Linked DNA regions of Mus musculus: regions 1, 2, 3 and 5 are each linked to region 4. A link is a loop called in an ENCODE intact Hi-C map of the cell type or tissue named here. Cell type or tissue: heart. All regions are shown on one strand. Region 1 overlaps 2310016D03Rik (RIKEN cDNA 2310016D03 gene). Region 2 overlaps Tpo (thyroid peroxidase). Region 3 has its middle 8.5 kb from the start of Gm15691. Region 4 holds the start of Gm32259 (a long non-coding RNA gene). Region 5 holds the start of 2310016D03Rik (RIKEN cDNA 2310016D03 gene).

Region 1 (5,000 bases), 130 kb before region 4:
TGAAAAGGGAGCTAAAACCATCCAGTGGAAAAAAGACAGCATTTTCAACAAATGGTGCTGGCACAACTGGCAGTTATCATGTAGAAGAATGCGAATTGATCCATTCCTATCTCCTTGTACTAAGGTCAAATCTAAGTGGACCAAGGAATTCCAAATAAAACCGGAAACATTGAAATTTATATAGGAGAAAGTGGGGAAAAGCCTCGAAGATATGGGCACAGGGGAAAAATTCCTGACTAGAACAGCAATGGCTTGTGCTGTAAGATCGAGAATCGACAAATGGGACCTCATAAAATTGCAAAGCTTCTGTAAGGCAAAAGACACCATCAATGAGACAAAAAAAGCCACCAACAGATTGGGAAAGGATCTTTACCTATCCTAAATCAGATAGGGGATTAATATCCAATACATATAAAGAACTCGAGAAGGTGGACTCCAGAAAATCAAATAACCCCATTAAAAATGGGGCTCAGAGCTAAACAAAGAATTCTCACCTGAGGAATACTGAATGGCTGAGAAGCACCTGAAAAAAAAATATTCAGTATCCTTAATCATCAGTGAAATGCAAATCAAAACAACCCTGAGATTCCTCCTCACCAGCCAGAATGGCTAAGATCAAAAATTCAGATGACAGTCAATGTTGTTGAGGATGTGGAGAAAGAGGAACACTCCTCCATTGTTGGTGGGATTGCAAGCTTGTACAACCACTCTGGAAATCCGTCTGGCAGTTCCTTTAAAAATTGGACATAGTATTACTGGAGGATCCCACAATACCTCTCCTGGGCATATATCCAGAAGATATTCCAAGCGGTAAGAAGGACACATGCTCCACTATGATCATATCAGCTTTATTTATAATAGCCAGAAGCTGGAAAGAACCCAGATGTCCCTCAACAGAGGAATGGATACAGAAAATGTGGTACATTTACACAATGGAGTACTGCTCAGCTATTAAAAAGAATGAATTTGTGAAATTCTTAGGCAAATGGATGGACCTGGAGGGCATCATCCTGAGTGAGGTAACCCAATCACAAAAGAACTCCCATGATATGTACTCACTGATAAGTGAATATTAGCCCAGAAACTTAGAATACACAAGATATAAGATACAATTTGCAAAACACATGAAACTCAAGAAGAATGAAGACCAAAGTGTGGACAGTTTGCCCCTTCTTAGAACTGGGAATAAAACACCCATGAAAGGAGTTACAGAGACACAGTTTGGAGTTGAGACAAATGGATGGACCATTTAGAGACTGCCATATCCGGGGATCCATCCCATAATCAGTCTCTAAACTCTGACACCATTGCATACACTAGCAAGATTTTGCTGAAAGGACCCTGATATAGCTGTCTCTTGTGAGGCTATGCCAGGGCCTAGCAAACACAGAAGTGGATGCTCACAGTCAGCTATTGGATGGATCACATCCAATATTGGGATCACCCAATGGAGGAGCTAGAGAAAGTACCCAAGGAGCTAAAGGGATCTGCAACCCTATAGGTGGAACAACAATATGAACTAACCACTACCCCCCTGAGCTGGTGTCTCTAGCTGCATATGTATCAGAAGTTGGCCTAGTCGGCCATCAGTGGAAAGAGAGGCCCATTGTTCTCGCAAACTTTATATGCCCCAGTACAGGGGAACGCCAGGGCCAAGAAGTAGGAGTGGGTGTGTAGGGGAGTAGGGGGGAGGGTATGGGGACTTTTGGGATAGCATTGGAAATGTAAATGAAGAAAATACCTATTTAAAAAAGGGAAAAATAAAGTTTCTCTCTCTCTCTCTTTCTCTCTCTCTCTAACTTCTGTGTGCTTTTGGTTATCTTTGTAAAGCAAACTTAGTGTTGTTTGCATAGCTGATTTTATTGTCCTAACTCATGACCTCCATTGCAGGTGACACTTTTATCTAATACCTAATTAAAAAAACTAAAACAAAATTTATAATAGAAAGTGTTTTAGAATCAAATATATAAATGTAGTAAAATATTCTCCATATGTGTATTAATACATTCATGGCAAAGATACATTTAGACAACCAAAAAATATAATCATATTCCAAGAATCTTTAAAATATTGACACCTTTAAGTCCAATACTTCTATTAAGAACTATTATAAACTTGATAAAAATAGAAATACCAATATGCAAAGATATTCAAATTGCAGTGTAATTTAACTGTTAAAAGGTTAGAAAATCTTATCTGTACCCAATGTCCAAAGAAAAAAGAAAGAAAGTACATTGGGTACAAATCATAGCTCAAAGTACTCAAACACTGTGGCTAGCCAAGAATTAAACTCTACTTGGGAAGGAGACTAATTTACTCAAAGTTTGTTATGGAATGAAGATCCCTGTATGTTCAGAGAGCCACCACCAGGGGTCTACATGGCTTCAAGGTTAGCTGGGGATGCAGAATGGGATAAGGAGTGGGTAGGGGACAGAAGGAGGGAACAGGGCCACCTAGGCTGGTCCTGCAAACTCAGGGTCTACAGGGTCTTCTTTCACCCTTCCCTCTCTTTCACTGTTCCCATGCTTGTGGGTACAGGTCCCCTGTCAAAACATTTAGAATTATAGTAGAACACATGAAGAGTTGAAGTCAGGGGACAAGCTGAGAAACTAGCCTGGGCAGGTCCAAGGACCTCTGTACTGGGGTCTCTGTCTCCCAACACAGTATCACCCCATGTCTGGCACCAGCACTTTTCCATGCTTTGCCAGTGACACCACTAAGAGGCTCCCTCAGGGGCCTGCAGACCAGGCTACTCTGGCAACATCCCTCTATTTCATACCAAATGCAGCAGATTGTCTCAAGAGCACACTGTCGCTACTGAAGCAGGTGGCGTGCATTGCGATGATGGACTGTAATGGATGCTGAACTTTATCTAGTGCATTTGTCTTTTAAAAGTAGTTTATTTTAAGTTGATCTTTGTGTACTGCTAATGAAAGTAAAAAGCAGTAAGAAGCCTAACTTATTTTTATAAAGTATAAATGAGAGTGATAATTTTAGCTTGGATATATCACCCAGATTTGAAATACATTCTAAAATTAAAGCAATGGTAAGCATTGACTTTTCTTTCTTCTTATACAAGTGCCACTATGATGTCTATGCAAATTAGGAACAGTCAGCCCAAACTTAGTTTTTAAGAACTAATGAGGTTGCAAGAGATATGAATTTCTTTCTCTTTTACATTAAGAACTCATAAAATTGTTAACGTTATATGTAGTACAGCTAGGCACATTTAATATTTTTGTCTAAAATAAAAATTATTTACACACAGTTTAACAAAGGTGTTTAGCATTTAATTATAGGGAGTCCAGCATTGAGAAACATGACTTTAAATTACCTCTATGTCATGCTTTTACACAACCATATATAAATTTCCTTATAAATTAGTTTTTAATGATTCATTTTAAATATGAAATTAAAATTTTGATGCAACTTTATAAGTAAATTGCATGCAAATCTCTACACCACAAATGTAATTGCTGAATTGTTTTGCTAGTAGGGTATTGAGGGAAGTTGGTGTGAACAGATTTTCATGCTTTTTGCTACAGAATGGAAGAACTTATCATGACATATTGGCAAAATATAACCTCTTAAAATTATTGACATTGATTCAGAAGATTGATAAAACATGCCAGGTATGGTAACGGAGACTTTTAATACCACCACTTGGCATACAGAAAATCAGGTGGATTTCTCTGAGCTCAAGGCCAGTCCTGCCCATGCAATAAGTTCTAGGCCAGTCAGGACTACATATTGAGATGTTTTCTCAAGAAGTCAGATCAAATCAAATGATGTAAAATGAAGACAGGAAGGGTAGGGTCTTGTTATTCATCATTTTGACAGTGGCTCCTGTTAGATGATTTGACTCGTAGCAGAAGGAGAGATTTTATAGGTGCTCAGAGAAGAGAGCAGCGACGTGTTCCAGCCTCCCGTGACCATACTGAGAACCACATAGATGACCTTTGGACTGTTTCATGGCTGTGTTCTCCCATACATTTGCATTAGTTTATTAAGTAGGAAGTGAATGGCAGTTTAGCTGCACTTGATAAACAGGGTTAAGGACTGTTTTCCCTGAACCTGTGAAGGGAAAAGGAAGCTGGAGCATGCTCAGCTGCAACTAGCTGAAGTGTCGAAAGGTACCATGGGATGCAACGGTCTGTCTGACAAGACCTGTACACCTCCTACAGTGATGTTTGAGTCACCCAGTATTTCAGAGACAACCTATTGCAGCAAAGAAAATATGGATGTCAAAAATAGATTTTAAAAGAATTTCATTTTTAAGTTTGTGTATTATGTGCCTATGTCTGAGTAGGGCCTGAGCACATGAACACAGGTGGGCAGAGGTCAGAGGTCTTATAATCCCAGAAGCTAGAGTTAGGGGTGATTGTGAGCTACCTGACATGAGTGTTGGGAATTGAGCTCAGGTTTTCTGCCAAAGCAGAAATGCTCTTAATTACAGACACATCTCTCCAGCCCCCAAAGTCATTTAACTTTATGGAAGGGAAAATTATTACACTGGTGTGTTGAGATCAGAATGCTCTCTGGTGGAAGTGATTATGAGATGTGTAGAGCAGTGGTTTTTCAAGAATTTGAGTCTCCATTTTGCAAGCAGCTTTTAAATTCATTTTGAGAATCGAGGATGCCTGGCTGAACATGTGGGTGATACCATATATCTGGCACTACCCATGCAGCACAGACTGAAAATGACTTACTCCTGGAAGTAAGTTTATCAGGATTTTAAGATTGTGTGGAAGGATTATTAAAATCGTAACAGGAAAACAGGCCTAAGAACTAACTTATCAGTCACAGAAGACCACCAGATGCAGAAAAGGATGAAACTCCATCACTTAGACCCCATAAGGAAGTGGACACCTCACCCTGAACCCAGTCTGAACCCAGTCCCACCAACCTGCCATCTGACCTCTCACCGTCGTCTGAAATGGAAGGCGCTCATCCTCACCCTGTGCCCTCCCAAGCTGAGGCAGAAAGGCACCTACACTGGA
Region 2 (5,000 bases), 450 kb before region 4:
TCAGAGGGCCAGAAGATGCTGGATCTCTTGTCTATGGTCCTATTTGCCCCAGCCTTGGTTCTTGACTTCTCTTCTCTTCCTCCTCTATGACATCTTTGCTTAATTTGGCTTTTATTTCTGGCTATCCTCCTCCAAATATTCATCTTCAACTTGAACTACTTCTGTCCCCACTAGTATTCATGGCCTCTGTCATGATTTCAATAACAATGGTACCTATAGGCTCATCTCTTTGAATGCTTGGCTCAATTAGTGGAACTATTTGGAAGGATTAGGAGATATGTTCTTGTTGGAATAGGTGTGGCCTTGTTGGAAGAGATGTGTCACTGGGGGTAGGTGTAAATGTATCAAAAGCCCACAATAGGATCAGTCTGCTGCCCCCCGCCCTTCGTGAACGTCTGTTTCTCTCTCTCTGCCTGGAGCCTACGGGTCAGGATGCAAAGCTCTCAATGCCATGCCTATCTGCCCACCATGATCATCTTAGACTAACTCTCTAAAACTGTAAAACAAGTCCCCAATTAAATGTTTTATTTTTATAGGCATTGCCTTGGTCGTCGTCTCTCTTTGCAGCAACAGTACAATGACTAAGATAGTCTTTGACATGTTGTCTGGAGTCAAGTGGAGTTGGGGACCCTTGAAAATGTGTGTCTTTTCCTTTCACTGCCTTAATGCCTTTTGGAAAGTTCTGTACACCCCCATTGCTGAGTGGGAAAAGTTATGTCTCAGACAACTCACTTCTTTTTTTGTTCTTGCTGTAAGTCAGGTGGCTTTCTAAATATAGACATGCTGGGTTGTGCCTCCCCTCACAACACAAAGACCCTGATGTCCACAGAGTGAAAACCACACTCCTTTCCATGGACTGTTAAGATCCTCGAAATCTACAAGGATACGGTTTAATTGTCAAAGCTCTAGGTATGGTAGCTTGATTCCCCCTTACTTTAAAATGTATTGCCATCCGGCACTAAAAAAATGGATTAGTGTATATAGGAACACTCACTGCATAAGCGTTAGAACCTCAGCTCAGATCCCATTATCCAGGAAGAGAGTTTGACATGGCTGCATGCACCTTTTACTGCAATACTGCACAGAGCAGGGATAGAAAGATTACTGAGGCTTATTGGCTGCCAGTCTAACTTCAGGTTCGGTAATCAAAACTGTCTTAGGGTAATAATGTAGAGAGTGATAGAGTAGGAACCCCGATACCCTCTTCTGGCCTCTATACACATGCACATGGGCAGAAGCACCCTTACACACCCGTGTCCACTCCCTCCATCCCCTCAAGTGTCTACTTAAATTATCCAACTCATTCCCTCTTTCTTAGCAGAATAAAGACCCTCTGAGTGGGATACAGCCGAACGAAACAGGATCAGTTCTTCACTGTGTGCCCTGTGCACTATGAGCCTTAGGGTGCTTGACTACATAGTCTTTACCTATTTGGTACCCAGGTGGAGGTTGAACTTAGTAGAAGCATTATGTGAGAGCTAAATGCTTGTGTAGAACAATTACCTATGGAGAAAAATTCTGTGTGTGTCTGTGTATATGTGTGAGTGTGTGTGTGTGTGTGTGTTTGTGTGTGCGCGCGCGCACATGCATATGTGAGTGTCATGTGCATTTCTGGGGAATAGTAGCTGCCAGTGAACTAATATCCTATTATTGACCAATATTAAGCTGATATTTAAATTATCACGATCATGTATTGCTTATGCTTCCATTTTGCCCAACTTTAAAGAAAGGTTGATTATTTCAAATTTTATCTTTGAACTAAAGATTTTTCTGTTGAAAAATTTCCCACAGAAACACTTCTCCTCTGTGATCTTCTAAACTCTCTGTGGAGCCGGATAGATTTTAAATTAATTATGTTTGGGATGACTAGAGGTGTCTCATTCATCCGCATCAGAGGAGAGCATCTTCTCTTCTGCCCATCTTCCCTCAACTTTCTGGGGCCGAATGAATTAGACAGGCAAAGGAAGGATAAACAAGAGAAAACTGGCTGCCAGCAGACCTTGGTCTGTGTGCTGACTTCTCAGGGGAGCTGCTGGGGCAGACACTTGGCGAGGAAGGAAAGAAAGAAGGGAAAGAGAAGGGTTGTTTCTTACTAGGGAACAAGCTTCAAATAGGCAGATAAATGGGGACTGCCTCCTGGCCACTGGCTGGCAGCTGTGTTGTTAATGTGGGTTCCTGGAAGTGTGTGGCTGCCTAGAGACCTGGAGTCTCCTTTCATTCTTCCTGGTAGGGAGTGGGGAGATACTCTGCAATGGATTTCTTGACCAGCAGGGGGAAACAGAGTGCTTCTCTAAGACCTGTGGCATTCTTTTGCATCTCAAGATCTACCCAGCAGGCAGGTGGCCAGGCTATCTCGGACTTGTGGTTGAGGCTAGAGTCAATGATCCTAAGAATTTCAACTTGGTCTCTTCTGTTTGTCTAGAACAGAAATCCAAATTCTAGAGAGTAACATGACTTATTCCCTGTCCCGGCTTTCTATGTGTATGTCCTGAAAGTGCCATCTGCTCTGGGAGGCACACTGGCCTCTAGAATCCCACCTCTTGCATATTCATAACTGGAATGCAAGAAGCCATTATACATGAAGATACCGTATGCCAGGACAAAGAAACAGGCTACATACTTCCAGACATGTTCACAAATACAAAGCAAAAGAAGTGAAAGAAAGCCAATGTCTTCCTGTCCAAAGCCACAGAGGCCCCAGGCTCCCACGTGCTGCCCTTGGCTGACTCTGGTCACCTGGGATTCACTCAGCGTTCTGTGTGGATCGTGTTTTGATGATCTCTGTTTTCAGAAATCTGGTGAACTGGAACAGAGCTGGCCAGCTTTCCTTTTAGACTCCCCCACTAGGCTGGCTTCCCAATCTCAGGATTTGCAGGCAGCTTTCCTGCTCACGCTGTTCATTTGCATCTTATTTTCTTTTCACAGCTACAACGAGCCGCTGAGTTCGCCATAAAGATAATTTCACATGGATCTTAATTTTGCACAAACACTGGAAGCCCATCTCAGTCTGTTGAGAGGAATACGCAGTGCTTCATGGAGCATGTGCTACAGAGGGTTGTCAAGAGAGGCTACGAGCAAAGTTTTCCTAGATTTATAATGGTCATGGGTATACTTTAGGAGAAAATGAAACCTTTTTTTCATTTTCAGTAGTTTATTACTGAATTTCCAGGTGCCGAGGTTTCTTTTCCTCTGTGCTTTGAGGCATCTGGCTTTGCATAGTAAGTGTGTGTGTGTGTGTGTGTGTGTGTGTGTGTGTGTGTGTTGTCCCCTATAGCTTTGCTTCTCAAAGTGTCATTGATGTCCCCCAAATGCACAAAGTCATCTGCATTCTCATTTTCCAAGTATATTTAATTTTGGTTGTAGTGAAATAGATCATATGAAAACTGTGTTTCAAATACATTTTACTGGTGAATATTTACTGTTTCAAAGGCACTGTTTACTTTTCAGCTGATAAACGTTCTTATATTAAAGAATAGAAAATTGAACCATTGTGAAGCAATTTCTATTTCAGAGTCTTGCAAAGTCCAGGCTGAGTTCACTCAAATGTGCTATACATCTGATGCTAGCCTTGTTCGCATGATCCTCCTGCCTCAGGTGGGATCACAGGGGCGCTACGACCCCAAGCAGAAGTAGAAGGGTAGGAGTAGTGATTTTGATGATTTTAAAAAAATTATTAACTCTAGGGCCTCACACATGCCCAGCAAGTCCTCCCTGATTCCAGACTGAAGGTACAGCCAAAGCTGACCTTGACATTGTGATTCTCCTGTTTCATCCTCTCCCATGTTTGCCAACCAATGTGTGGCATCACTACCAGCAGATTTTCTACCTAAGAAATTTATAGAGTAGATGGATAAGAAGCCAGCTTAAAAATATCCCAATGAATGGTAAAATACACTCTAAAGTGCACTATCATTATAGAAGTCATGTTGTACATTATTATATACTATTAAAATGTAAGCAAAAGAGTTGTCACTATTACAGATTTGTAAATCATGCTTTTTATCCCAACACTCTGGAGGCAGCGGTAGAAGCAGGAAGATCTATATGTTCTGCATGGTGATTTCCAGCGCTATGGGGATTACATACTGAAACCCTGTTTCAAGGACAAAACAAACACTCTGTGGGCAGAGTTACAGATGTTCCATATCCTCATTTTGTAAAATAATATCATTTCAAAACTTTAAAGCCACACTGTGCAGATGTTTTTGTGAACAGCTCACAGGTGCAATATCGAGTTCTTGACTAGACTCGACCTCTATCTTTTCAGTCTTGCTTTATTCCTCTAGGGTCTCGATAGCTATTGAACAAAAGGAAAAAGTGATTTATTTCCTTCGGTGTGCTGAACACCTGTCATGTTCCAGATGTTAGAAGGATTGGTACAAATGGGGATACTTAGGTTTTCTTGGAGATTTAAAAGGAGAACCCCTCTTGTTTTCTTTAGTTGTCATGGAAACACAATTCCCAAGTTATTAATGCTCACCAGGAATACCTGTAGTGGTAGTCAGACTTGGAAGGGGAGTGACATGCCCATCAGAAGAAGTGCTTTATAGAGTAGACAGTGCTGATACCCAGAAGGAAAGATGGAAGGATGCTTTCTTTAGGAGCTCCTGAGCCTGGGAAGGCAGCAGGGTGACTGCAGTACAGTCATGATGTTCAGACAGAAAATTTAAACAGCATGTAGCTCCTAGCAGGAAGTAGGTCTGAATGTAGAAGAGGTTGCTAAGGCCCAATGGCTGGGCTGTATCTAAGAGACTGGAGGCAGCAAGTGGCCCTTCTCCAGCATCCTGCCACCAGGAAGCTTGCTTCAGGGTGACTACTTGTGTTTTCTTCCCTTCTTTTTCCAGGTTCCTTTCTTTTCCTTCCCTCCCCTCCCATCCCCTTCCCCCTCTGTCCCTTCATTCTATCCTTTGTTTTTCTTCTTTATAGCAAAGAATGATTATGTTAATCCATATATTTCAGTAGCTTTCTTACTATAATTTCCCATACAACTCAACCAAAAC
Region 3 (5,000 bases), 530 kb before region 4:
CCAGTTCCTCTCCTGCCCAAGGGTCTGTGGCTTGTGTGTTCCAGGTGGGGACAGCTGGCTCCTTGCAGACTACACCTCTATTTTAGTTCCTTTATGCTCCAATATGGGATACCCTCTAGCTCCCAAGGGGAGACTTACACCAGCTGGCCTAACTGGGCTAAGTCTATTGTCACCCTGGACTCTAATTCTAGAGCAAAGGTGGTGCTGGCTATTGGTGTTGGTATTGAGTGAGTGGGGTCATCTCCAGTGCACCCCACTGCATCCTGTGCTGTTTCTGTGGGGGATGAGGGTAAGGACAAAGGGGTAAGGGCTTCCCACCCAGGGAGAAGAAAGCTCCTTTGCATCAGGTTCGGGCTTTTGGGAGCAGGGAGCCTGTTTCTTCCCATTACTTCCTTGGCACCAGGCTTGTGGCTGCCACTTTTATACTCGGGGACATTTTAGTAAAAAGAAAAGAACACAGCACAATCTTCTACCCGGTCTCGCAGGATAGAGCAGACCATAGAAAGGGGACACAGGAGATCCAGGAGTGCTGTGTGCTGAGTGCTGTGTGCTGAGTGCTGTGTGCTGAGTCTGCGGGGACAAATGAATTGTTGTGAAGCATACCAGAGGGTCCGAGGCGCACTGCTGCTGCTGCCCCTGCATGGGTCAGGCTGGTGGGATGGACACAGGGAGGACAAACTTGTCACAGGGAGGAGGAGGAGGAGGAGGAGGAGGAGGAGGAGGAGGAGGAGGAGGAGGAGGAGAAGGAGGAGGTGGTGGAGGTGGTGGTGGTGGTGGTTAGGAGCAACTTTCCTAGGATGGAAGGCTAGCCGGGCTGAGCATTCAAGTTGCTATGACTGAGCCAGGGAGAGGAGGCTGAGAGGAAAGAAAGAGCCTGTACTGCACTCGCCACGAACTGCAACTCGCAACACCCACAGGTCAAGCGGGGCACCAGAGGTCTACACGTAGTCCCCAGGAACAGGTGGCAGTTATGATGCAGGTGACATTGCTCATGGGGTGGCTGTTTCACAGAACTAGCACCAGGATGATTTTAGTGTTGGGTTCTTGGCCACCTTGTTTTAGTCTCTCCTTTACTCTCAGCCAAACTCAAGGTGACCCCAAAGGAGGCACTTCCTGCTATCATGTAATTCCCTTGCATTTTCATGAACAAACCCGACACGCTGCTCATGCCTAACGGTCTCAATAGTCTACCACTGTCTGACTCCATGCTGGGTTTTCCTCTGTAGCTCTTGATAGTTTATTTCCACTCTTCTTATTGGACCGTAGAAACATACCCAGTGTTCCTGAACCTCTATAGTGTGCAGGAGGGTCATACATTTATTTAAGGCTTTTCCTATTTTAGGGTAGTAGGCCTGCCTGGAGCCACAAGATTTGCTGAAGGCACAGCAGAGAAACACATTCTGTGATTTGGACAACACGCTGGCCAAATACTGTGAAACTAGTGTTGGAGTCGAGGGAAGGGAACTCAGAGCTTACAGCTTCCGGCTTGAAACACTCGAGGATATTTTTGGAGCTTGGAGTCTAGCGTGAGGCAGACGCTGGGCATCTCTGCCATTCCTCGGCCCATCTGCCCCTGCAGGTGCATGGCAGGTGATAGTAGGAAGGAGTGAACAGGTGTGTACTCTCAGCATGTAGCTATGTGACTCTGGGGAAGCCATCAGCACAGCTAAGAGGATGTTGCAACAGCCACACGCAAGAGTCAGCTGTAAACCACGGTCTTCAGTTTCACAGATGAGTAAGAAACTAACCTTGTTTGTACAACTCTAATAACACCAAAAAAAATGAACCAAAATGGATGAAATGAAAAGGCTTCTGTGTGCAAGTCTCAAAACAACTCACTGGGATTTAAGAAAGTAAATGTTCCCAGCAAAGCCAATACAATGGCAAAAAATTCAGCAACTGTGAGATTCCCCTATATCTGACAGCAGGTGGCGCTGTGAGACAATGGACAGAGCAAAAGCCACCTCGCAGAAATCCTGGATGATGTAGTCTACCTATTTGACCTTTGTTCCTTTCCCCTAGACTCACCGCTGTCCTTCACCTTTTGGCCCTGGAAGGCTCTAGGAGTTCTATTCAAATGTCATGGGATAGGAGCAGTCAAGAAGGTACCAAGTTGTCATGGGTTGTAAGCGATGGGATTAAAAGCTACCTGTCAGAGGGAAGGCACTGGGATAATCTCAGTGGGTAAAGAGAGCATCATGGTTTGAAATGTAGGTGTCCCCGAAGGTCAGGCTAAAGGCTTGTGCCCAGGGCAACAGCAATGGGGATGTTGAGAACTTTCATCTTAGTTTTTAAAATTTAGCTTGTAAATGAAGTAGTTTTCTAATTATTTTCCCTTGTTATTAAAAATAGATTATTTTCTCATACACTATGACCAGTTTATAGTTTATAGTTCCATCCCTTTTCTCCTCCCAGTTCCTCTCCACCCCCTCTTCCATTCAGATCCACTTTCTTTCTGTCTCTCATTAGAAAATAGCAGGCTTCTAAGAGATAATAAGAAAACACAACAACATAAAATGAAATATGATAAAAAACCACCATGATGAAGTCGGACAAGACAAATGGACAGAAGGAAAAGAACATGGGAGCAAGCACAGAACTCAGAGACTGCTCATGCAAACACACACACACACACACACACACACACACACACACACACAGAGAGAGAGAGAGAGAGAGAGAGAGAGATCCTATAAAAATGAGAAGTCCCATAAAAATACTTGAAAAAATATTAACTTGAAGTTAGCAATGGTGATAACCTCTGGGAATTCTTTTATTGTTCAGGATTGGTTTTAGCTGTCCTGGCTTTGTTTATTTGTTTGTTTTGATTTTGTTTTTTGTTTTGTTTTTATTTTCCATATGAAACTGAGAATTGTCCTTTCAGATCTTTGAAGAGGTGTGTTGAAACTCTGATGACGACTGCATTGAATCTGTTGATTGCTTTTGGTAAGATGGCCATTTTTACTATGTTAATCCCAGTGGTCCATGAACACGGAAGATCTTTCCATCTTTAGATATCTCCTTCGATTTCTTTCTTCGAAGACTTGAAGTTTTTATCATAAAAGTCTCTCACTTGCTTGGTTAGAGCCACCCCAAGGTATTTTGTATTATTTGTGAATTTGTATTATTTGTGCACAGTTGTGATAGGCATTGTTTTCCTGGTTTCTTTCTCAGACCATTTGCCGTTTGTATGTAGGAGGTATACCGACTTTTGTGCATCAATCTTGTTTCTAGCTACTTTGTTGAATGTGTTTATTAGCTGGAGAAGTTCCCCAGTAGAATTTTAGGGTCACTTCCGTATATCAAATCATCTGAAAATAATGATACTTTGACTTTTTTCCAATTTATATCTCCATGAACTCCTTCAGCTGTGCTATTGCTCTAGCTAAAGTTTCAAATACTATACTAAATAGGCATTCAGAGAGTGTGAAGTCTTGTCTTGTTTATGATTTTAGTGGAAATTTGTTTTGAGTTTCTCCCCATTTAAGTTGATGTTGGCCATGGGCTTGCTGTAAACTGCCTTCGTTATATGCCTTAGACCCCCTAATTTCTCCAAGATTTTTATCATGAATAGTTGTTGGATTTTGTCAAAGGCTTTTTTAAAAATCTAATGAGATAATCATGTGGGGTATTTTTTTTTCAGTTTGTTTATATAGTGGATTACACTTATTGATCTCTAGCATGAAGCTGACTTGATCATGGTGGATAAACCTTGATGTATTCTTGAATTGAGTATTTTAAAATTTATGTTACTGGAAATTCATCTGTATTTCTTTACTGGCTTTTTATAAGGCTTGGGTATCAATGCAACTGTGGTCTCATAAAATGTATTGGGCAATGTTCCTTCTGCTTCTGGTTTGTGTGATAATTTGAGGAGTATTGGTATTAACTCTTCTTTGAACGTCCGGCAGAATTCAGTTCTAAAACCATCTGACCCTGGGTTTTTGTTCTGTTTTGGTTTGTTGTTTTGTTTTGTTTGGGATACATTTAATGACTGCTTTTATTTTACTAGTGGCTATGCATCTGTTTAAATAGCTTGTCTGATCTTAATTTAACTTTGGCAAATAGGACATATCTATAAAATTATCTTGGTTTTTTTTACTTCCTATTTGGTAGAGTAGCTATTTTTAAAGCATGCCCTTATGAGTCTCTGGGTTTCCTTGGTGTTGTTATGCCCCCTTTTCATTTCTGATTCTGCTATTTGGTTGAGAGTTTGTTGATTTCCTTGATTTTATTTTTCAAAGAACCAGCTCTCCGCTTCATTGACTCTTTGCGATCTCTTTGTTTTCATTTATTTATTTCAGCCCCAAGTTAGAATATTCCTTTCTGTCTATTCCCTTTGGGTATAATTATTTCATTTTGTTATAGAGCTTTCAGATATGCTATTAGGTTGCTAGTATGAGCTCTCTCCGTTTGTTTGTTGTTGTTGTTTAATGTAGCTATTTAGTGCTATGAACTTGTCTCTTGGAGCCATCTTCACTGTGTTTCATATCATGTGTATTCATTTTCATTCAATTCAAGAAAGTCTTTAATTTATTTCTGACCTGACCTATTTTTCATTCAATGGAGAGTTGTTTAGTTTCCATGAGTTTGTAAGGTTTCTGTTGTTGATATCCAGCTTTTAATATGTAGTGGTCTGATAAGATACAGGGAGTTATTTCCATTCTCTTGTGTATGTTGAAACTTGCTTTATGGCTGAATATGTGGTCCATTTTTGAGAAAGGTTCATAATGTGCAGAGAAGATGATATATTCTTTTGAGTTCCGGTGAAATGTTCTGTAAATATCTGTTAGATCCATTTGGTTTAGAACACCAATTAGCTCCAGAATTTCTCTGTTTACTTTTTATCTGCATGATCTGATTACTGATGAGAGTCTGGTGTTTAAGTCTCGTATTATCAGTGTGTGAAGTTCAATATGTGATTTAAGTCGAAGCAGTGTTTCTTTTAGAAACTTTGGTGCCCTCGTGTTTGGGGCATAGATGTTAAAAATTGCAATGTC
Region 4 (5,000 bases):
ATTGAAAGGAATAGTGCTGACTCAGCCTTCTCTCTATCTCTTTGCTCTCTGTGACCATAATGTGAGCAGCATCTTCTACCATGTGTCCCCACAGAATGTCCTGCCTCAACAAAGACCTAAGGCAACTGAGCTAGCCAATCGTGAACTAAAATCTTCACAACACGAGCCTATATTAAACTTTCTTCCTAATAAGTTGCCTCAGGCAGGGCAAACACACAACCCAAGTGACCAAAGAACTCCTGCCTTGGCCAATTTCCTGTTTCTGCCAAAATAAAGCATGGAGGCCTCGTGGCTCCTGAAACCTAAGCAGGGAAATCTGGCTCCTGGAGGTAAGTAGGATTTCTTCCCCTGCAGCTGCCCAAGCCCCACACAGTTAGCTGTGACCTCTGCCCCCCTAAACTTGGCAACAAAGACAGAACTTCTCAGTTCTCTTCCCAGCAATGTCCTCAACCTCCCACTCAAGGATCCTCTTGAAAACTTTGGCCACCAGAAGGCTTGCATGACCTCTTTCTGTGAGGTAGATTGACAAGCAACTGCCAGCCTACCTGAGCACTCATGAGATCCTAAGGACAGGGTTGGTTCTATGGAGTTCTGTTCCTAAGGACAAGAGTGATTCAAATGAGACAACAGTTTTACTTACAGTACCATCTTCTACTTTCTCTCCTACACACTCTGGAACCAGGCAACCACATGCTGTGTTGAACCTGATCTGCCCTGACCTGATCCTTGTCTCTCAGTGAAGGCTGAATTCAGCAAAATCTAAAGTCTAGCTCCAACTGGCCTCCATGCCAGGGCCTCTACTTTTGCATCCAGTCTACCCTGGCTTCTCTGTCTGACTTCAGTAGGTACATGAATGGCCTTGGCTCTTAGTTTTACTGGGCTAGACTCCAGAAGTACTGTTCTGGCTCAAGTAGTAGTAACTAAAAACTACACACATGGAAAATAAGCTAAGGAAAACTGCCATGCTTCACCTGTACCCAAGCCCTTGCCTACCTGGCATTGCCTGCAAAGAAGAGCACGGCACTCACCAACCAGGAGCAGGAGGCTGGGGCTGACAAGGGTGGCACCTGGAGCCACCAGAGGTCTGGAGTTTAGATACAAACATTGACAGAGCTGCTCATCTACGCTGTGCTGGCTTTCCTCTCACTTCCCTGACTTCAAATATAGCAAACACCCAAGAGAGTGTTTGTGCATCTGTACCTCCAGCCATAGAGCCAGGTGCGTTTTTCTTTTCTTTTTCTATTTTGAATCAAAGCAAAAAAAACAAAAACAAAAGGAGAGATAAAAGTATTCAGATGCTGAGGGTTATAATCAATGCACCTGCTGGTATTAGCTCCCCAAATATGCATATTCTTCTGGCATATCGCTTGGTGGTAAGGAATGAGGCAGAAATCGGGACTCCTTGTGTTGTATTGACTGCATTGTCCCAAGAAAATGCAGTGGCAATGGGTTCCTTCTGCCCCCTTCCTTCCTCTTAAGGAGTAGCCTGTCTGTTAATATAAGGCAGTTTACAGAGGTGTGCCTGGTTAGAAATGGAAGACATAGCCTCTTCCTTGGGGCAGTTTCTAAATGAGTTATCACATGTGGTTTTTTTTTGTTCAGCCATCCCCGTGCTGCTAGAGATGTTGAAGGTGTGAAAATAAATGGCACAGATTGGTGAGCCACATGAGAGGTTCATACTTAAGGAGACAGGGATAAATAAATTAAACTAAGACAGCGGGATGTGTCCTGCTCAGTGTTTATGTGAATGTCTCCACGAGCATTGAAAAAGGAGAATAATAAAATATCATAAGTATAAAATGACAGTGTGCTATCAGATTCAGTAGGTATTTTTCTCTAAATGTTGTACCTGTGATTACCAATTTTTTTCACAGGCAATTTTTAAATGACTAGTCTTCTAAAACTTAATCTATGCCAGAGGAGTAAAATAATGCTGTGTTTATCTATTCCATCATTCTCAATAAATATATTTAATGGTGCAAACTAAAGCTCTCGCTTCAGAAACTGAACATATGAAAGTTTACTTTTTTCAAATGTGGAAATGTATGACAGGCTGCCTGTTGGCCTGTTGGAAGGAAGGTGCTTCCCCCTAGTGTCCAGTTAAGGTATTTGAAAGCCCTGCCTGCAAGACCAGAATGTCTTCCCAGACCTCTGACTACTGGGGAAATGACAAGTAAATGACTCCTCCCTTTGCAGGAGTGACAGCGATTGTTCTCATACGGATACTATTGTAATTACAAAGAGAGAATCGCGGTTTGAACTTCTGGATGTTTTGAGTGTGTGTGTGTGTGTGAGTGTGTGTGTGTGTGTGTGTGTGTGTGTGTGTTTGAGTCTAAGCAATATTAAAAAGCTACAGCTATGAGTGGATGAGGAGTAGAACAAAAAACAAGGGTTTTAGGAGCACAGTAGTGACAAAGCTGCTACTGGGTCGTGACCACTAAGGTGAGCACTGGGTCATCACCACTAAGGTGAGCACTGGGTCATCACCACTAAGATGAGCACTGGGTCATCACCACTAAGATGAACACTGGGTCATCACCACTAAGATGAGCACTGGGTCATCACCACTAAGATGAGCACTGGGTCATCACCACTAAGATGAGCACTGGGTCATCACCACTAAGGTGAGCACTGGGTCATCACCACTAAAGTGAGCACTGGGTCATCACCACTAAGGTGAGCACTGGGTCATCACCACTAAGGTGAGCACTGGGTCATCACCACTAAGATGAACACTGGGTCATCACCACTAAGATGAGCACTGGGTCATCACCACTAAGATGAGCACTGGGTCATCACCACTAAGATGAGCACTGGGTCATCACCACTAAGGTGAGCACTGGGTCATCACCACTAAAGTGAGCACTGGGTCATCACCACTAAGGTGAGCACTGGGTCATCACCACTAAGGTGAGCACTGGGTCATCACCACTAAGATGAACACTGGGTCATCACCACTAAGGTGAGCACTGGGTCATGACCACTAAGGTGAGCACTGTACAATCTCAGGAAATGAGACAGGAGGAGCACAGGAGAAGGATGAGAGACTCTGTGCTTCTCACTCAGGGTTCATGGTATCTTCTAAGAAGAAATATGATCCATCCCTTGTATTTGTTCCTCTTGTATACAGTGGATCAGATGCAGGCCATTCTCCCTTCCGTTGTGTTGTAGCAATGTGCAAAACTGAACATCAGACAGATGAAAAATGCTGTTTTAGGTGTTTCAACTAAGAAAAAGCTAGGAAGCAGCAAAAACGAGGCCTAAGGCCAGGGGTAGATGCCAAGCCCGTGTGGAGTTGGTGATCAGATGACCAAAGAAGTCAGACTTGCTGGCAACATAGACGATCAGCTGACTGGCAAAGTCATGCTCCCTAAGAGCACCATGATTAGATGGTCCTGGTCTTTCCAGGAGTTCCTGCCTGAACAGTCAAACAACGCTTTTTTGACCTCCTTTGAAACGTCTAATAAAAAGAGAAATGCTATCAAATAATTCATTGTTAAAATTTTGTAGCTGATACTAAAGGGAAAAAAATTGGATTGTAGGTCAGGTCAAAATGGATTAGGAATCCACAGAGCATCTGCCCAAGTCAGGTTTCCAGCAGATGACTGGTGTCTGGCCTGGCTGGGCCCTCATTTGGTGATAAGTTATCTTTCTTTACCCTAGGTCAGAGGCACTTCTACACATCTGACTATCATTCAAGTGAGACACAGAGAGGCAATGGGTGCCTGGCCCTGAGGGATGTGCTCAGCACCACCTCCTAAGACACCCTTGAGATGAAGTCATGGGCCAGCACTCTTAGACCCCCAAATGAATGACAAGACTAGAGTCCTAAACCAGAGAGCAGAGGATAATTTCTAGAGGTTGTAGTAGAGACTCGTGGTATCTTCCTTGATCCTCAGAACCAAGCACATTGGGTAGCAGATCATTGGAAGAGATACAGATATGGTCTTAGTCTTACGAACCTTTCCTAAGATGCTCTCAGCTACCTTCCAGGAAGTTCACCCGACTTTTCACAAGTGTTGGAGAAGTCACTTGGCACACAAGTTTTTAAGGCTCAGAGGTAGGAGCTTGTAGGGTAAGGCCATCAATAGTATTGGCCTGAAATCACCTGAGCACAGCTCTCCTGCTGGAGGATGCTCAACAGCACCACTGTTGTCAGTTACCAGAACACGACCATGATGACCTGCATGTCTCCTGACCAGTGCAGATAAAAGCCTAGAGACAGCCATCTTTCATGATCTCAATGGATGGGAGATTTCAGGGAAGGGGTGAGGGGGCTCCTTTCCCTTCCAGTGTCTCCTTAATTTTTTTTCTATCCTGATTCATTAAGGACTTCTAACCACCTGCTGAAACTGAGATAATTATCAACCCTGCCAGTTCTTGACAAAATTGCTTACTTATGAATAGCTCTCGCCAGTCTACCCTAATTATCCCTTTATTTAAACCTCATGTCACTTTCCTGAAGACAGACTTAGGGCAACTGAACTCCTGTATCTTGTTTCTATTCGCTATATGGCTGAAATGATTAAACCTTTATCTCTATTTTTTATCATTACTTATCACGTTCCTTGGCACATCAAGACAGTGGCTGAGTCTAGTCTCTCAGTACTCCCTGATGAGCTAGGTTTGCCCTAAAACTCCTCTAACAATTTAAACAGAAGACAATGGGAAAAAAATTGAAACTGTGAGACAAACACACATTTTCCAGGAATATATTGGTTATCAACGTTTATAAGGAAAGGAAGGGCTTGAATATATTAATTAAGTGGGAAAAATCTTTAAAGTACTCAATAGTTCTCATGTAAAATGTAAAGAACAGAGGAGTAAAGCTTTGAAATCATGTTAATCCATATATAAATTCATTCCATTCAATTATTTGGAAAATGCAAGCAGACTTACTGTGTGTTGCAAACCAAAGGTGCACTGAAGACAGGGATAGGTTTTGGTCCTGGGCTTGCATAGCAAAGAAGTGAGTCATTTAATAAACAGTAAGATAAACA
Region 5 (5,000 bases), 110 kb before region 4:
ATTAAAAAGAGAGAAATCAGTAGGGTGAGTAGCAGCCAGGCCAGACTGGAGTGTCTGGTGCTCTTCTGAAATATGTGAGTGGACATTAATTCTAAGCTAGCAAGGATACAGTTGTCCCCAAGTGGCAAGAGGGATGATAGGGACATTGCCAGTCACAGCTGACTAAGAAGTTCAAAGTACAAAGTTCTTTCATCTTGTAGCACTTATGTCCTGGATGAGGGTAGCTCCATCTTCTTCAGGGTTTCAGTAGAGTGGAAGAAGGATGGCTTCTTTTGATGGCTTGGAAATCCATGCATGCAGCTGGCTGTTTTTCTTTAAGGGGGGCATGTGAGTCTCAGTCTCTTTACGCTTCTCTGGTTTGTTTTGGTTTCTTCTTGTGTTGTTATTCTGCCTTGGAAGGTTGTGTACATCCAGAGGCCTTCCCACTCCTAGGCCACACAGCTGCTTATGAGTGTCCCTTGTAACTCTCGTGTGTCTGCGCCACCAGTTGTAACATGTCTCCTTGGCCAGCTCTGCTTCTCAGTCTTTCCTTTCTTTTCTTGGCCTTGCTGAAGTTTTGTCAGTTTTGTTTATGTTTTAGGGAATTCGGTTCTTCAAACTTGACAGGGATTCTCTGTAAGGAGCTGAAAATTATTTTTTTAAAAAATCAAAAGTTAAGAGAATGGACTCAGAGGAGCTTTGGAAGGTGATAGAAGGGCCTCCTGATGGAGTGGAGGATTTGGTTTGGCCAATTGTCTAAGGTCTGTGGTAAACGATTACAAATAAGAACAGAAAATGAGCTTTGCTGTAGACCTGAAGAGCTTCCTGGCTGTTCTGTAGCCACAGTGTCAGGAATAACCACAGTCTTTCCTGCTGATGTCTGTGCACATCATTCCCATGGGAACTGATTGTTCTCCTGGGGTCACGTTTCTTCTGTGGCTGCTGTAGTCTTTCAGATTTTAAATGTATTTTCAGACTTCAATGTAGTGACAATGTTGGCACTTTTGTTTCTTAAAAAAATTATAGGAATATTATAAAAATATGTTTTTGTTTTAATCCCAGGTGTGGGATATGGGGCTGCTTCAGATTATCCACAACACCTGACTCTGATTTGTCTCCTGGAGCAGTGTGATTTTTTTTTCCAGCTACAGATTGTTTCTGCAATTGTGTGATGTTTGGAATTCTAAGGACTCTTGAGAGGGTATAAATGCTAGGGACCTGAGAGTTAGGGTTTTTGTTGGTGGGGGGTTGTTGGTGGTGGGGGGTTGTTGGTGGTTGTGGTTTGTTAAGTGGGTTGAGCAAAAAGGAGAAACAAAAATAAGAAATTAGATATTCTGATGGTGAAGGCTCAACTTGCCCCAAGGAACTCAATGCCTCTAATCAGCAGGAAGTAGTCTAATGATAACATGTCCCCTTCCCCATCATTTTTCTCTGCTATCTAGTGTTAGGGGGTTAAAAGGGTAGAAGAAAGAAGAACCCACAAAATAGTAAAAAGTCTGGCTACATTTCAGCGTTTTAGATGGAAAGTTAAAGTTAATAATTCTTTTATCTGAAGAAAACTTTTTCTACTGTTACACTTTCCAGACTTTTTAGGGAATATTTCAGATCTCTGCCTAGGGAAGGCACTAGTTGAATTCAGTACTGACTTATATTCAGGGCATCTGCCTACAGTTTCTGAAACTGCTACATTCCTGTCCCTCACACTACAGGTGACCTTCTCCAATTTGACTCCAGAGCTGCCTGTGTTCCTGTAACTGTATCACTGTCTTATCCATTTTCTATTATCTAGACATTTATTTTTACCCCACCCTTTCTTGGTATCAATAATGCCTTGTGTTTATTTTATGATGGAATTCTGCTAATATTTTCAAGTTACATTTCCACTCAAATCTCTAAATAGTCCCACGTGTTCCCCAAAAGACACACCAACATTTAAAAAACCTACCAACAATATATGATCAAATGAAGTTAATTAGCAGTAGCCTTTTAATGCTATAAGATACTCAGCCATTCCTTTTATTTCTGCACTTATCCTAACAGCTTCAAAAAATGCATTTTAAAATAGATTGTGCATTTGGAAAAAAAATCAGAAAAATCACATAAATTATTTTGACAAATATATCCCCTAAGGTTTTTCTGGACAGCCTTCTTTTACAGGATACCCAGCCAGCCATTTGTAACTTAGCATCCCATTCACAAACTTTTGGATTCACATTTCCCAGGGTTGGTTTTAAAAAGTGTTTTGTCTGTTCCTTTTATTTCAAGAGGTCCAAATGCTTGTTTCAATTTGCCCAGGCTGTTTCTGGTAGGACCACAGCCCTGGTGAGACAATGCCTAGAATCTCTACAGAGGTCTGCTCATTCTCTACACATAACAACTCCTTCCCCTGGTGTTCAAATATCCACACCCTTTCCTTGTTTATTGGCTAAAACATTTTCACAAAAAGAAAACTTACTGTCTGGCTACCCTAAGGTGCATTTTTTTTTTACACAAAAGGCAGTATAAATGCTCTTTCCAGTTCTATTTTCAAAATAATTTGTTGTTTCTCTAGCGTGTCCCCAAAGTGATCACGAATTCCTTTGATCTGACACATTAGCTGGGATCATTAATAATTCATGGTGTTTTATATAATGGAAGTGCTTGGAGTCCCCTAAGGTTATTTTTGTCATTATTGATGCTAAAATCATTCAATCCTAATCCTGGGATGCAAGATCCACAAAGTTCTATTAAATAAAAGAATCAGACAGAAAGGTACACAGCTCAGGTGTTCAGCTAGACCCTCAGAGAGAAAGATCATGACCAGAGTCCTGTGGCCTCAGACCAGCATAGCTACTAACCTACAGGAAGGCCAGCACAATGCAGCGATGCCCGGTGCTGCTTCTGCAAATGAGATCAGATGATCCGCCAGTCCTCGTGTCCAGCTTGTGTGGCCATGAACTGTTTGTGAAGCTTACCTGCACGAGGCCTTGTCATTATACAAGTCTGCTCCTGGTCCTTTGCACTATCCAGCGGTGACAGTAGAGGACAGCATCGTCACCTCACTCCCCAGGGACTGTAGTTTCTTCTGTGACTATTCTGGGACATGCCCTCTGTGTCTTACACCAGAGTCTCCTTGAGAGCTGTGTCCTGTGTATTGGGTTACTTGGCATATCTCCCCAAAATAGATCAGTCAGTTCTCAAAGGAGATCCTTTCTGCAGGAAATGGGAACTACACACCCCAATATTCTATTTTTATTTTAGCTGAAACTTAGAAGCACTTCCATCCAACTAAATTATTCACAATAATCAGAAAAAAAAAGCAAAAGGTTTTTTTTAACCTTTTAGCCTATCTTTTTTCTCAGCACTTTGTGCATAAGAATAGCAAAGTTCTTATAGACATGAAAGGAAAAAAAATAAAATCCTGACTTGAGAGAATCAGAAAGGCTCTCTAACTTCAAGCATAATATTAAAAGTCCCAAGTAGCTAAAAAAAACAAAACAAAACAAACAAACAAAACCCCCAAAATCTGAACTAAACAAACAAACAAAAACAAACAAACAAACAAAACCAAATAATTCTCACTCAATTAACTTTTGAAATAGATATTTAATCTAAAAGTTAAAACATTTTAAGCATCAAAACATCTTCTTATAGTAACAGAATTAGGGGACGACTTCCAAGTATAACTAGATATAGAAAAACCAACTTCCATAATTTAGTTATTTTGAAATGTGCACGATTCTCAGAAAGTTGCTAGCACAATAATTGCCGTTTTCTAAAATACACAAAGATACTAAAATAACAAGGACCAACAATATAGCTACAAAAGATCCAAAAGGAAGCAGAATCAGTTCGGCGGTAAACAGAAGGCCTTGCGATAGTTAGCCTCCATTTCTCTGTCAAAATGTACAAGAAAATCAAACTGGAAGGAAAAACCATTTACTCGCTTCACAGTTCCAGATTCCAGTCATGGCTGCTTGACTGCTACCACTTTAGGGCCGAGGCAAAAGTATGGGGACTGCGAGCGTGTGGTGGGGCAAATCTGCTCACTTCTTACTCACGAGGTAGGAAGAGAGAAAGATAACCTCCTGATATCGCCTTCAAGAACACACCTTTTCTGACCAGGAGCCACCTCCTTCCTGCAACATCACAAGCCTGTCACTGAAACTTCAGCACCTGGATTTGAGCTATGCTCCAAGCCCCAAGCTGTGTCACGATGCTTATCCTGAGTAAGAACAAGAGAGAGACGGAAACAAATGAGTTCTGACATTGCTTCTAAGATGGGGTTTAACTGGATTAATTAGAGTCCAGTCACAGATCCTAAAATCAATTCTCTCGCAGGCTGCAGAGAATACTTCGCCTTCATGAGGGCGAGCAAAAGCAGATACTACGTGAAAAATGCCCATTCTTTGATGTGATAACTAAGTGTCTTGAAGTTTAATACATAGCTGCAATTCTACATATTAAAGAGACATAAAGTGAAGTTTTATGAAACCATTTTCTGTAGGTTTAATGGTGGCTCATCATCCGCTCAGGGCCTGGGGCCATGGGTGAAGCTGGACGCGGGATCAAAGACTCCACACCGACTCGGGCGGTCATCGGGCTATGAGAAGCTGCAGGACCTTGGTCCTGGGGTGGGGAAGTGCAGTCTGAGGTCCCTGGGGACCTGCTGAAGTTGGCTGAGGTCTCTGGGAACCTGTATGGAGGCCGATGGCATCAGGTTCTCAGACTCTTAGGCACCCCAGACACCAATGGATGCCATGGAAGAGCTGACAAAGAAGTGGGGGCCCACGGGCTGGATCTAGCCTGGGCTGAAGGGGAAAGTGGGGAGGAGAGTGCACCAGCTGAGTCCCCATAGGAGGAGAGAGTCCTTGACTTGCATGGCAGACAGTTTGACTTGGTGGAAACCCTGGCTGGGAGCACTGAGAGGCCTCTGCAGGAAATTAGACTCGGCTCTTAAGATGAAGACCTGCTCCATTGCTCCCCATGGCAGATCCCCATGAGAAGAGGCAGTCCATGGCTTTAAAGCATTTACTGTCATG

What was found. Hi-C counts contacts between places; a loop is a spot of excess contacts. Peaks named below come from ENCODE experiments on the same cell type or tissue, not always from the same donor. Only the 100,000 strongest peaks of a DNase experiment are listed, where the experiment ranks them.
Region 1: it touches region 4 in a loop (3-fold over the local background); 7 of 42 quality-filtered maps call a loop at or near these places.
Region 2: it touches region 4 in a loop (11-fold over the local background); 19 of 42 quality-filtered maps call a loop at or near these places.
Region 3: it touches region 4 in a loop (19-fold over the local background); 25 of 42 quality-filtered maps call a loop at or near these places.
Region 5: it touches region 4 in a loop (2.7-fold over the local background); 7 of 42 quality-filtered maps call a loop at or near these places.

The regions. Positions count from the first base shown.
Region 1 is chr12:30,448,444-30,453,443 of GRCm38, forward strand. All of the region lies in intron 1 of 2310016D03Rik (RIKEN cDNA 2310016D03 gene), which reads right to left. Among named protein-coding and RNA genes, the nearest start is that of 2310016D03Rik, 16 kb to the right of the region's middle. In heart, a CTCF peak has its summit at 2,364; no DNase peak of the experiment used is centred here.
Region 2 is chr12:30,126,494-30,131,493 of GRCm38, forward strand. All of the region lies in intron 2 of Tpo (thyroid peroxidase), which reads right to left. Among named protein-coding and RNA genes, the nearest start is that of Tpo, 3.6 kb to the right of the region's middle. In heart, a CTCF peak has its summit at 2,271 (motif pointing right); DNase peaks (open chromatin) are centred at 2,308 and 2,768; H3K27me3 peaks cover 373 bases.
Region 3 is chr12:30,048,458-30,053,457 of GRCm38, forward strand. No RefSeq gene overlaps it. Among named protein-coding and RNA genes, the nearest start is that of Gm15691, 8.5 kb to the right of the region's middle. In heart, a CTCF peak has its summit at 1,930 (motif pointing right); no DNase peak of the experiment used is centred here; H3K27me3 peaks cover 830 bases.
Region 4 is chr12:30,576,129-30,581,128 of GRCm38, forward strand. Gm32259 (a long non-coding RNA gene) reads right to left here and starts at 1,065. Exons shown (of 4, transcript XR_872635.1): 1 at 994-1,065. In heart, a CTCF peak has its summit at 2,088 (motif pointing left); no DNase peak of the experiment used is centred here.
Region 5 is chr12:30,464,351-30,469,350 of GRCm38, forward strand. It overlaps 2310016D03Rik (RIKEN cDNA 2310016D03 gene), which reads right to left and starts at 3,008. Exons shown (of 3, transcript NR_045491.1): 1 at 2,934-3,008. In heart, a CTCF peak has its summit at 2,986; a DNase peak (open chromatin) is centred at 3,011.